2 separate regions of the Homo sapiens genome follow, and region 2 is linked to region 1. A link is an interaction called in ENCODE POLR2A ChIA-PET data of the cell type or tissue named here. Cell type or tissue: GM12878. All regions are shown on one strand. Links, peaks and the distances in the headings refer to the core of each region. The heading gives the core; the rest is flanking DNA. Region 1 overlaps IQGAP1 (IQ motif containing GTPase activating protein 1). Region 2 has its middle 5.4 kb from the start of CRTC3.

The links. ChIA-PET counts read pairs that join two places held together with the same protein. Peaks named below come from ENCODE experiments on the same cell type or tissue, not always from the same donor. Only the 100,000 strongest peaks of a DNase experiment are listed, where the experiment ranks them.
Region 2: POLR2A ChIA-PET joins it to region 1 with 7 read pairs; 5 of 35 experiments call an interaction of 5 or more read pairs at or near these places.

The regions. Positions count from the first base shown.
Region 1 is chr15:90,405,509-90,410,889 of GRCh38, forward strand. The region is part of intron 2 of IQGAP1 (IQ motif containing GTPase activating protein 1); the gene reads left to right. Among named protein-coding and RNA genes, the nearest start is that of IQGAP1, 20 kb to the left of the region's middle. RefSeq lists a silencer at 2,558-2,607. In GM12878, for the core only: no CTCF peak of the experiment used is centred there; a DNase peak (open chromatin) is centred at 2,714; H3K27ac peaks cover 477 bases.
Region 2 is chr15:90,521,854-90,527,234 of GRCh38, forward strand. No RefSeq gene overlaps it. Among named protein-coding and RNA genes, the nearest start is that of CRTC3, 5.4 kb to the right of the region's middle. In GM12878, for the core only: no CTCF peak of the experiment used is centred there; DNase peaks (open chromatin) are centred at 528 and 2,748; H3K27ac peaks cover 1,011 bases.

The DNA.
Region 1 (5,381 bases), core at 246-5,245:
CTGTGTGGCTGACTTTCTAGATCAGTATTTTTTGAGGTATATTGTGCTGTGACATTAAAGAAAGGGTTTAGTGGTGAAATAAGCTTCAGAAATACTGAGTTAAACCAAGCCAAATATTATTCAAGTGGCAAATTATTTGGAATCTTTGTCATAGACTTGTAAATTCTGAGTCTCCAAGGCAAAGGATAGTGTATGCAATATTCCTCAAACCTACTTTATCAATAGTGTTCCAGGTTTTTTTTTTTTTTCTGGTTTGCGAACACTTTTTTTTCTATCAGTTACGGATTTGAGGGACTATTTTTTCTTTCTTTTACTTTATTTTTTATTTTTGGACTCTAAGACTTTCTTCAGAGACTATTTCAAATAAGAATTTGGGAGATGTTCATGGTCACTTCTCAGCTATTTTGTGTTTTATGATAGTTAGTTTACATTCTCCGTTGAGTTATCCTGTTCTTGGCTTATAGAGCTTAAATTAAAGCCATAATTGTACTAATTGGATAGGTATAATTGCTCAGTGATCTTTAAGGCATTGCAAAGGACGGGAGTGTGGTTTTTAAAAATGAGGGGTGCAAATGTACTAATTATTAAAAAGGAAAAGATAAATATGACAAATTCTGGTCTAGTAAACTAGTTTCTGGCCAAACATTGGACCAGAAAAATTCCAGAGCACATTGTCAGATGCATAACTTATGAACACTTAGCGAGAAAAGTGATGCTTGGGAGCCAACATGGGCTCCCTAAAAAAAGCCCTGTCACATTAACATCATTTCCTTTTGGACAGGGTCACCAGATTGGTGAATCAGAGAAAAACACACGCCTGGCAATTTTTTGTATTTTTAGTAGAGACGGGGTTTCACCGTGTTAACCAGGATAGTCTTGATCTCCTGACCTGGTGATCCACCCGCCTCAGCCTCCCAGTGCTGGGATTAGAGGCGTGAGCCACCGTGCCCGGCCGGGGTTTGTTTTTGGTTGATGAAAGTGTTCTGGAATTAGATAGTGATGACGGTTGTACAACATTGTGAATATTCTAAAAGCAACTGAATTGTATATTTTAAATGAGTTTACGTTACGAATCGTATCTCAGCAAAAAGAGCTGCAGATTTTTAGTTCAGAGAAAGCACTTTTAGGGCATGTTATTTGTAAACATTTTTATTGGGACTTACTAGGGCGTCAGTGATGTGTCAGTGAAGTTAGGATTTTACTTGTTTCTAGAGAGATAGTTAATATATTGTAAGGCACATTTTGCTTTCAATGTACCGTGAATCTAATAATGAAATTCAATAGTAATAAGTGTGATGTCCTACATTGGAGTTCAAAAAGTGTATAGGATAAGGGAGAGAAGTAGCGTTAGTGGGAATAACGTTGGTGGGAAACGAAAACAAAATGAAAGAAACCTGAGAAGTTCATTAACTCATTAGTAGATATATGGTATATGCAGCCAAGGAAAAGATGGTTCCACTGTCCTCTGGACTAATCAGAGGCTTCCTGAAATTGGTGTTTAGTTCTGGAGGCCATACTTTAAGATGGATCTCGTAGTCTAGAGCAAGGATGTTAGATTTGTGGTAGGTTATTTTACACCCACAGCAAGCACTGCTGATAGATCAGAATCCTTTTCAACGTAGAAGCTGAGGAACCACTCCCAATCAGTGGGTGTTGGTTGTCCATTAGTTGAGACTTAGTTGTTGCTCTGGGATGAGAGCGTGTTCGATGAGTATGACCAGGATGATAAAGGGTCTACCAATTATGATCTATGAAGAATAATTGGGAATACTGAGGCTATATAAAATGGAAACAAGATTTAGAAGAAATATAAAATCAGAATCTCAGAAGCTCAACCTTTCATCTAGTTTAGGAATTCAGTCAACTGTTATATTAACATTTTACCTACTTTACTAAAAAATTCCTGAGAGATGGGAGGGGAGTTCATTTTGTCAGATGTGGTGCCAGGGGAACAGAACTAGACAATGGAAATCTGCTTAATAGGAGGATAGTTTCTTATATAACAATAAGAAATTTCCAAACGGTGTCTGAGCTGCTTTGGGAAAACCCGTGTTGCAGATTTTCAGGTTTAGACTGTGTAACAGTTTAATGGAAGATTGTTATGTTCTAACCTAAGTATTTTCTCGTTATTTAAAAACAATTTTTATTTCATTTCCTGTGTTATTAAAAACTATTTTTATTTTGAATGACTTGATACTATTCCATTGCTCATTTTTTCTAACATGGCTAAGAAGTTGGGAAAATTCCTCCAATAAAATAATTACTTTAAAGCAAGTAAAACACGTTTTTAGCTCCTCCATTGTTCAGGACACTCTGGGAGAACTGAAGAAGATGCGAAAGTATAAAACAGTCCTGCCCTTAGGAGCTTACGGATTAATTGAAGACAGGGCATAAACATTTGAAAAGTTACCCAACATCAGAGAATGAGAGGTCTCAGTGTCACAAGGCAATATGTAATTGCTGAGGAAATGATGCAAATAGTTAATGTGTGAGAGTTTAGACAGGGAAAGATTATTTTATGGCTGGGTTTTTCAGGATAAGCTGACATTGTATGGTCAGGCGTTTCCCTTTCAAGGGAAAGCATAACACTATGTATACTTGTCTTGTTCTCTGTGCTCCTTTAGAGTTGAAGCTCTTTCCACTTCCTGGTACCCAATGGCACCTCTCACCACAGTGCTTTTTACAAAGTAGGTGCTTGGGGATATTGTTAAGTTGAATGAGTACAGAGTTGTGTGGTATGTGGGGGTTGTGGTAGGAAAAAGAATTTCAGTGTTATGGTGATAAGAGCTTGGGGTAATTTTCTGTTTTGGTTTTTGTTTTTCTTTTATTATTTGGTTATAATTGAGACCAGGAGTAATACGGTCCCTAAGCAAGAGAGAAAGAGCAGTGTGTGTCTTTCAGTAGAGTCTTTCTAATTTATTCAAAGATAAATTAGAAAAGGATTCTACCCTTATGTACATAAATAACTATTAGGCGATAAAGAGATATAAAGTGCCATAAGAAAGTTTAGAGGAAGTTTGGAACGAGAAGAGATTATTTCTGATGGTAGGTCATGAAAAGGTTCGTGGAGGAGAGGTGACTTTTGAAGGTAACATTTGAATTGGCAGGGATGGGTGGGGCTGATCACCTAAAAGTTATACTAAACCTTGTATTCTTTGTGGGCATCCCTGTCTCTACCTTCCTGCATCGTGGCTTGATGACATCTATTTTCTCTCAAAACTTCTTCACATTTTGGCCCTAACAAATTTACCCCATCTCATTTAACATGCTATCACTTAAAAAATTAATTAATTAATTTTTAGAGAAAGGGTCTTGCTCTCTTGCCCAGGTTGGAGTGCAGGGGTGCAATCATAGCTCATGGCAGCCGGGAACTCTTGGGCTCCAGCCATCCCCAGACCTCAGCCTTGTGAGTAGCTGGGACTGCAGATGCATGCCACCATGCTGGCTTAACATGCCATCTTGACCTCTTTCCCTGTAGCAGTGGGAAAAACGTATTTTTCTCCTAACACTTAACCTTCTATGTGTGATCTAGATCCTATCCCTTCTTGTCTTCTAGGGTTCTTATTCCAATATTATTTTCCCAACTATAACTTGCACTTTTTTTCCTGCTGCTTCTTTCTCTTTAGCACATGAACATCCTCACCCATTCAAGATACACTTCCTTACTCCTAGATACCCTGATTGTTTTCCCCTCTTTGTTCTTTCAAGGAAAATTTCCTATATTCACTTTTTTTTTTTTTTTTTTTTTAGATAAGGTCTGGCTCTATCACTCAGGCTGGAGTGCAGTGGCACGATCTCGGTTCATTGCAACCTCCACCTCCCGGCTTCAAGCGATTCTCCTGCCTCAGCCTCCTGAGTAGCTGAGATTATGGGTGCCCGCCACAACAGCCAGCTAATTTTTGTATTTTTAGTAGAGATGGGGTCTTACCATGTTGGCCAGGCTGGTCTCGAACTCCTGACCTCAAATGATCCACCCGCCTTGGCCTCCCAAAGTGCTGGGATTACAGACGTGAGCCACTGCGCCAGGCCTTAATTTTTACATTTTTTTGTAGAAACGGGTTTCACTGGGTTGCCCAGCCTGGCCTCGAACTTACGAACTCAAGTGTTCTACTCACCTTGGCTTCCCAAAATGCTGGGATTGCAAGTGTGAGCCACTGTGCCCTGCCCCTATATTCACTTCCTTAACTTAACTCATTTGGATGTAATTCCTGTGCCTTCCTTTTCCCCATTGAAATTTCTCTTGCTTAGTTCCACCAACAGTGTAAAAGTGTTCCTATTTCTCCACATCCTCTCCAGCACCTGTTGTTTCCTGACTTTTTAATGAGCGACATTCTAACTGGTGTGAGATGGCATCTCATTGTGGTTTTGATTTGCATTTCTCTGATGACCAGTGATGATGAGCATTTTTTCATGTGTCTGTTGGCTGCATAAATGTCTTCTTTTGAGAAGTGTCTGTTCATATCCTTTGCCCACTTTTTGATAGGGTTGTTTGTTTTTTTCTTGTAAATTTATTTGAGTTCTTTGTAGGTTCTGGATATTAGCCCTTTGTCAGATGAGCAGATTGCAAAAATTTTCTCCCATTCTGTAGGTTGCCTGTTCACTGTGATGGTAGTTTCTTTTGCTGTGCAGAAGCTCTAGTTTAATTAGATCCCATTTCTCAATTTTGGCTTTTGTTGCCGTTGCTTTTGGTGTTTTAGACATGAAGTCCTTGCCCATGCCTATGTCCTGAATGGTATTTCCTAGTTCAACCATTGTGGAAGACAGTGTGGCAATTCCTCAAGGATCTAGAACTAGAAATACCATTTGACCCAGCCATCCCATTACTGGGTATGTACCCAAAGGATTATAAATCATGCTGCTATAAAGACACATGCGCACGTATGTTTACTGCGGCACTATTCATGATAGCAAACACTTGGAACCAACCCAAATGTCCATCAGTGATAGACTGGATTAAGAAAATGTGGCACATATACACCATGGAATACTATGAAGCCATAAAAAAGGATGAGTTCATGTCCTTTGTAGGGACATGGATGAAGCTGGAAACTATCATTCTCAGCAAACTATCACAAGGACAGAAAACCAAACACCGCATGTTCTCACTCATAGGTGGGAATTGAACAATGAAAACACATGGACACAGGGTGGGGAACATCACACACTGGGGCCTGTTGTGGGGTAGGGGGAGGGGAGAGGGGGGAGGGACAGCATTAGGAGATATACCTAATGCTAAATGATGAGTTAATGGGTGCAGCACACCAACATGGCACGTGTATACATATGTAACAAACCTGCATGTTGTGCACATGTACCCTAGAACTTAAAGTATAATAAAAAAAAAAAAAAAGAAAAAACATTCCCAAGATCCCCTCAAAAAA
Region 2 (5,381 bases), core at 126-5,125, 120 kb after region 1:
TCTGTCACCCAGGCTAGAATACAGCGGCACAATCATAACTCACTGCAGCCTCAAACTCCTAGGCTCAAACCATCATCATTGCACAAACAGCAAAGCAATGCATTCAAAGATCTAAATGGAAAGCATTTCCAGGGAGGCTCTCTTCTTAGCCAAACTAACAATCAAATAGGAGGGTAAAATAAAACCGTCTTCACCAAAACCAGCCTCCTGGGTAGCTGGGACTACAGGTATGTGCCACCACCCCTGGCTAATTTTTATTTTGTAAAGATGGGGTCTCTCTTTGTTGCCCAGGATGGTCCCGAACTCCTGGGCTCAAGTGATCCTCCTGCCTCAGTCTCCCAAAGTGCTGGGATTACAGGCGTGAGCCACTGTGCCCAGCTGCTGCTCCCAATCCTGTCACAATATCCACATGGCAGTCAGTGAGAAGACAGAAGAGAAAAAAGAAGGCCATTTTTTCTTTCATATAAGGACAGAATCCCAGAGTTGTCCATATTACTTCTGCTCACACCCCATTGGGCAGAACATAGTCGCATGACCATAGCTATTTGCAAGGGAGGATGGGAAATGTAGTCTTCAGCTGGCTTTAGTTGGGCCTAGATGTGCTCAGCTAAAGCTCAGGATTTCTTTTAAAAAAGGAAGAAGGGGCCGGGTGCAGTGGCTCACACCTGTAATCCCAGCACTTTGGGAGGCCGAAGCTGGTGGATCACCTGAGGTCAGAAGTTCGAGACCAGCCTGGCCAACATGGTGAAACCCCGTCTCTACTGAAAATACAAAAAATTGGCTGGGTGTGGTGGTGCACACCTGTAATCCCAGCTACTAGGGAGGCTGAGGAAGAAGAATCGCTTGAACTGAGGAGGCAGAGGTTGCAGTGAGCCAAGATCGTGCCACTGCACTCCAGCCTGGGTGACAGAGCAAGAATCCGTCTCAAAAAAAAAAAAGGAAGAAGGGGAGAATGAATATTGGGAGACAATCAGTGATCTTTGCTACAAAACAGAGCACACACACACACACACACACACACACACACACACATATATTTGAGATGGAGTCCTGCTCTGTCGCCCAGGTTGGAGTGCAGTGGCACAACCATGACTCATTGCAACCTCCTCCTCCAGGATTCAAGCGATTCTCCTGCCTCAGCTTCCTGAGTAGCTGGGACTACAGCTGCTCGCCACCAGGCCCGGCTAATTTTTGTATTTTTAATAGAGAGAGGGTTTTGTCACGTCGGCCAGGCTCGTCTTGAACTCCTGACCTCAAGTGATCCACCCACCTCGGCCTCCCAAAGTGCTGGGATTACAGGCATGAGCCACTGCACCTGGCCAGATACACATATATATTTTAAAATCTTTTATTTCCAGAAACAATCTATACATATTTAGTGTCTCTGACTAATGGAGAGTCAAAGATCACCAGAGGTTTGAGGAAAGCCTGCAGAGGAAGATCAAAATGAACAAACAAATAAAAATGAATTCAGACAAAACAAAAGGTGACAATGTAAAAAGTAGAAAAAAAGTAAAAACAGAAGTAACCTAAAATTAATATCACATCCATGAAATGAGTACAGAATGCTATTCAAAAAAGAAATTTTAGGGAAACACAGAGAGTTCTTATTAATCCTTTTTTTTTTTTTTTTTTGAGACAGGGTCTTGCTCTGTCACCCAGGCTGGAGTGCAGTGACAGAATTACAGCTCACTGCAACCTCAACCTCCCAGACTCAAGGGATCCTCCCACCTCAGACTCCTGAGTTGCTGTGACTACAGTCACATACCACCATGGCAGACTAACTTTTTTTTTTTTCCATAGAGATGAAGTCTCACTACCTTGCTCAGCCTTAATCTTTTCAATTGAAAGATAATGGTAGAGGCTGGGCACGGTGGCTTGCTCTTGTAATCCCAGCACTTCGGGAGGCCGAGGTGGGAGGATCACTTGAGGTCAGGAGTTCGAGATCAGCCTGGCCAGCATGGTGAAACCCTGTCTCTACTAAAAATACAAAAAAATTAGCTGGGCGTGGTAGCAGGCACCTGTAATCCCAGCTACTATGGAGGCTGAGGCAGGAGAATTGCTTGAACTCGGGAGGCAGAGGTTGCAGTGAGCTGAGATGGCACCATTGCACTACAGCCTGGGCGAGAAGAGTGAAACTCCATCTCAAAAAAAAAAAAAAAGATAATGGTAGAAATAAAAGTTTAACAGAAGGATTGGAAAATGAAGCTGAGAAAATATATCAGGAAATAGGAAAATAACAAAAGACAAGTAAATAGAAAATAGGAGACAAAAGATAAGAAAATTAGAAGAGCAATCTAGGAGGCCCATTAACTAACAAAAGTTCCAGAAAGATGCCAGGTGCTGTGACTCATGCCTGTAATCCCAGCACTTTCAGAGGCTGAGGAGGGTGAATCGCATGAGCCCAGGAGTTTGAGACCAGCCTGGGCAACATGGTGAAACCCTGTCTCCACTAAAAATACAAAAAAAGTTAGCCAGGCATGGTGGTGCGTGCCTGTAATCCCAGGTACTCAGGAGGCTGAGGCAGGAGAACCGCTTGAACCCAAGAGGCAGAGGTTGCAGTGAGCTGAGATTGCGCCACTGCACTCCAGCCTAGGTGACAGAGCAAGACTCCATCTCAAAAACAAAAAACAATAAACCAAAAAAAAAAAAACCAAAAACAAACAAACAAAAAAACAGGTCACCTACAAAGGAAAAGGAAACCGAATGTGAGTGGCCTTCTCAGTAGCAACACTGAAAGTGAGAAAACAGTGACCCAATGCATTCAAAGATCTAAATGAAAAGCATTTCCAGAGAAGCCCTACTCTTAGCCAAGCTAATAATCAAACAGGAGGGTAAAATAAAACCATCTTCACACACAGTCTCAGAGATTTTATCTTTCACGTACCCTTTTTCTCTCCAGGAAACTATTGGAGAATGTACTCCACCAAAGTGAAGGTGTACACATGGCAAGACGACAACCTGGGATCCGGGAAGCGGAGGTGAGAACACAGGAGGCGGAGGGAAGCTTGGGGTGATGGTGAGGGGGACTGCACCACAGCAGTGCTGCAGGCTGGGGAACAGCCCAGGATGCAGCCAGAGGGCACAGCGCTCCAGAAAAGAAGCTTCCCCCAAAACCAGTCATTCATAGATTCAGTCATATGTTTCATAGCTCTGTCGGAGTTTGGGAAAGGATGAATAATGGCTTGAGAGAAATCTAAGCAAATCAATAACAGAGGCAATTTTTAACTCCAAAAAGAAATTTGTACCAAAATAGAACTATGCTACACTATGTGAACGCTTAATATTGCCAAGCACAGTGGCTCATACCTGTAATCCCAGCACTTTGGGAGGCCGAGGCGGGAGGATCCCTTGAGCCCAGGGGTTCGAGACCAGCCTGGGCAACATGGTAAGACTTCATCACTACAAAAACTGAAGAAACTTAGCCAGGTGTGGTGGTGCGTGCCTGTAGTCCCAGCTACTTAGGAGGCTGAGGTGGGAGGATTGCTTGAGCCCAGAAGGTCGGAGCTGCAGTGAGCCAAGATCATGCCACTGTACTACAGCCTGGGTGACAGAGTGAGACCCTGTCTCAAAATAATAACAATAATAATTTAAAAACCACTTAATATTGATTTACCAAGAATGATCACATAACTACATTGAAAGAATGAGGTCAGGGAAAATTATATTTTTGTTGGGGCATAAAATGGCCAAATCATCATTTTCTATGGTAGAAAATGAACAGTTAACTATCTAAAATTTTAAAATATCATAAAACAGCAGGATTAACTTCATTTAAAGTAGGACTTGGGGGCCATGTATGGTGGCTCATCCCTGTAATCCCAGCACTTTGGGAGGCTGAGTTTGGGGGATCACTTGAGCCCAGGAATTCAAGACTAGCCTGAGCAACATAGGAAGACCTTGTCTCTACTAAAATTAAAAAAAAAAAACAACAAGCCAGGGATGGTGCCACGCACCTGTAGTCCCAGCTACTGAGGAGGCGCTGAGGTGAGAGTGTCTGAGGCTGCAGTGAGCCCTGATCTTTCCATTCACTGCACTCCAGCCTGGGTAACAGAGCAAGAGACCCTGTCTCAAAAAAAAAAAAAAAAAAAAAAAAAGGACTTGAGAAATCTTTTTACGATTGTAAGCCTATAAATTTCACTTCTTAAATAATTCACATTTTTTGATTAGAAAATTATCCCAGCTTCTCAGGAAACTGAGGCAGGAGGATGGCTTGAGCCCACGAGTTCAGGTCCAGCCTGGGCAACACAGTGAGACCCTGTCTCTAAAAAAAAAAAACCAAATGTAATATGATTAAGTTAATCAAATAAGAACAGAAGTAGAATGAATATACTCCAAATCAGATTCCAGAAACATGGAACCAGAGTGCAGCTATGACAGGTGCCTATGCTGGTGAATTGGTGGACAGATAATGGTAGATTTAGCTTAATACTCATCTCATCTCTATATATATATATATATATTTGTTTTTGTGAGACGGAGTCTCCCTCTGTCACCCAGGCTGGAGTGCAGTGGCGCGATCTCGGCTCACTGCAAGCTCCGCCTCTCGGGCTCACGCCATTCTCCTGCCTCTGCCTCCCGAGTAGCTGGGACTACAGGTGCCCGCCACCACCACGCCCCGCTAATTTTTTTTGTATTTTTAGTAGAGACGGGGTTTCACCGTGTTAGCCAGGATGGTCTCGATCTCCTGACCTCATGATCTGCCCGCCTTGGCCTCCCAAAGTGCTGGGATTACAGGCACGACCACCGCACCCAGCCTTTCATCTCAATATCTTTCTACAGTCCTCCCTACATTGCACAAGCTGAAAGGTCGAATCTACATTTCCTAGATGACCTTGTGGCAGGGATTTTGGACACAATTTTGGTTTTTCCAATCATTTCCTCTCATGAGATGTATAAGGTGGAGGTGAAGTGAAGTCTGTGTGTGCTATTTATGCTGGGGAGTGCTGTGGTGGAGGTGTTTGATTTTTTTTTTTTTTTTTTGAGACGGAGTCTCGCTTCGTCGCCCAGGCTGGAGTGCAGTCGGGTGATCTTGGCTCACAGCAACCTCTGCTCCTGGGTTCAAGCAATTCTCCTGTCTCAGCCTCCTGAGTAGCTGGGACTATAGGCGCCTGCCACCACGCCCTGCTAATTTTTATATTTTTAGTAGAGACCGGGTTTCACCTTGTTGGTCAGACTGGTCTCAAACTCCTGACCTCAGGTGATCCACCCACACCTCGGCCTCCCAAAGTGCTGGGATTACAGGTGTGAGCCACTGAGCCTGGCCTTTTTTTTTTTTTTTTTTTTTTTTTTTGAGACGGAGTCTCCCTCTGTGGCCCAGGCTGGAGTGCAGTGGTGTGATCTTGGCTGACTGCAACCTCCCCCTCCTGGATTTAAGCAAT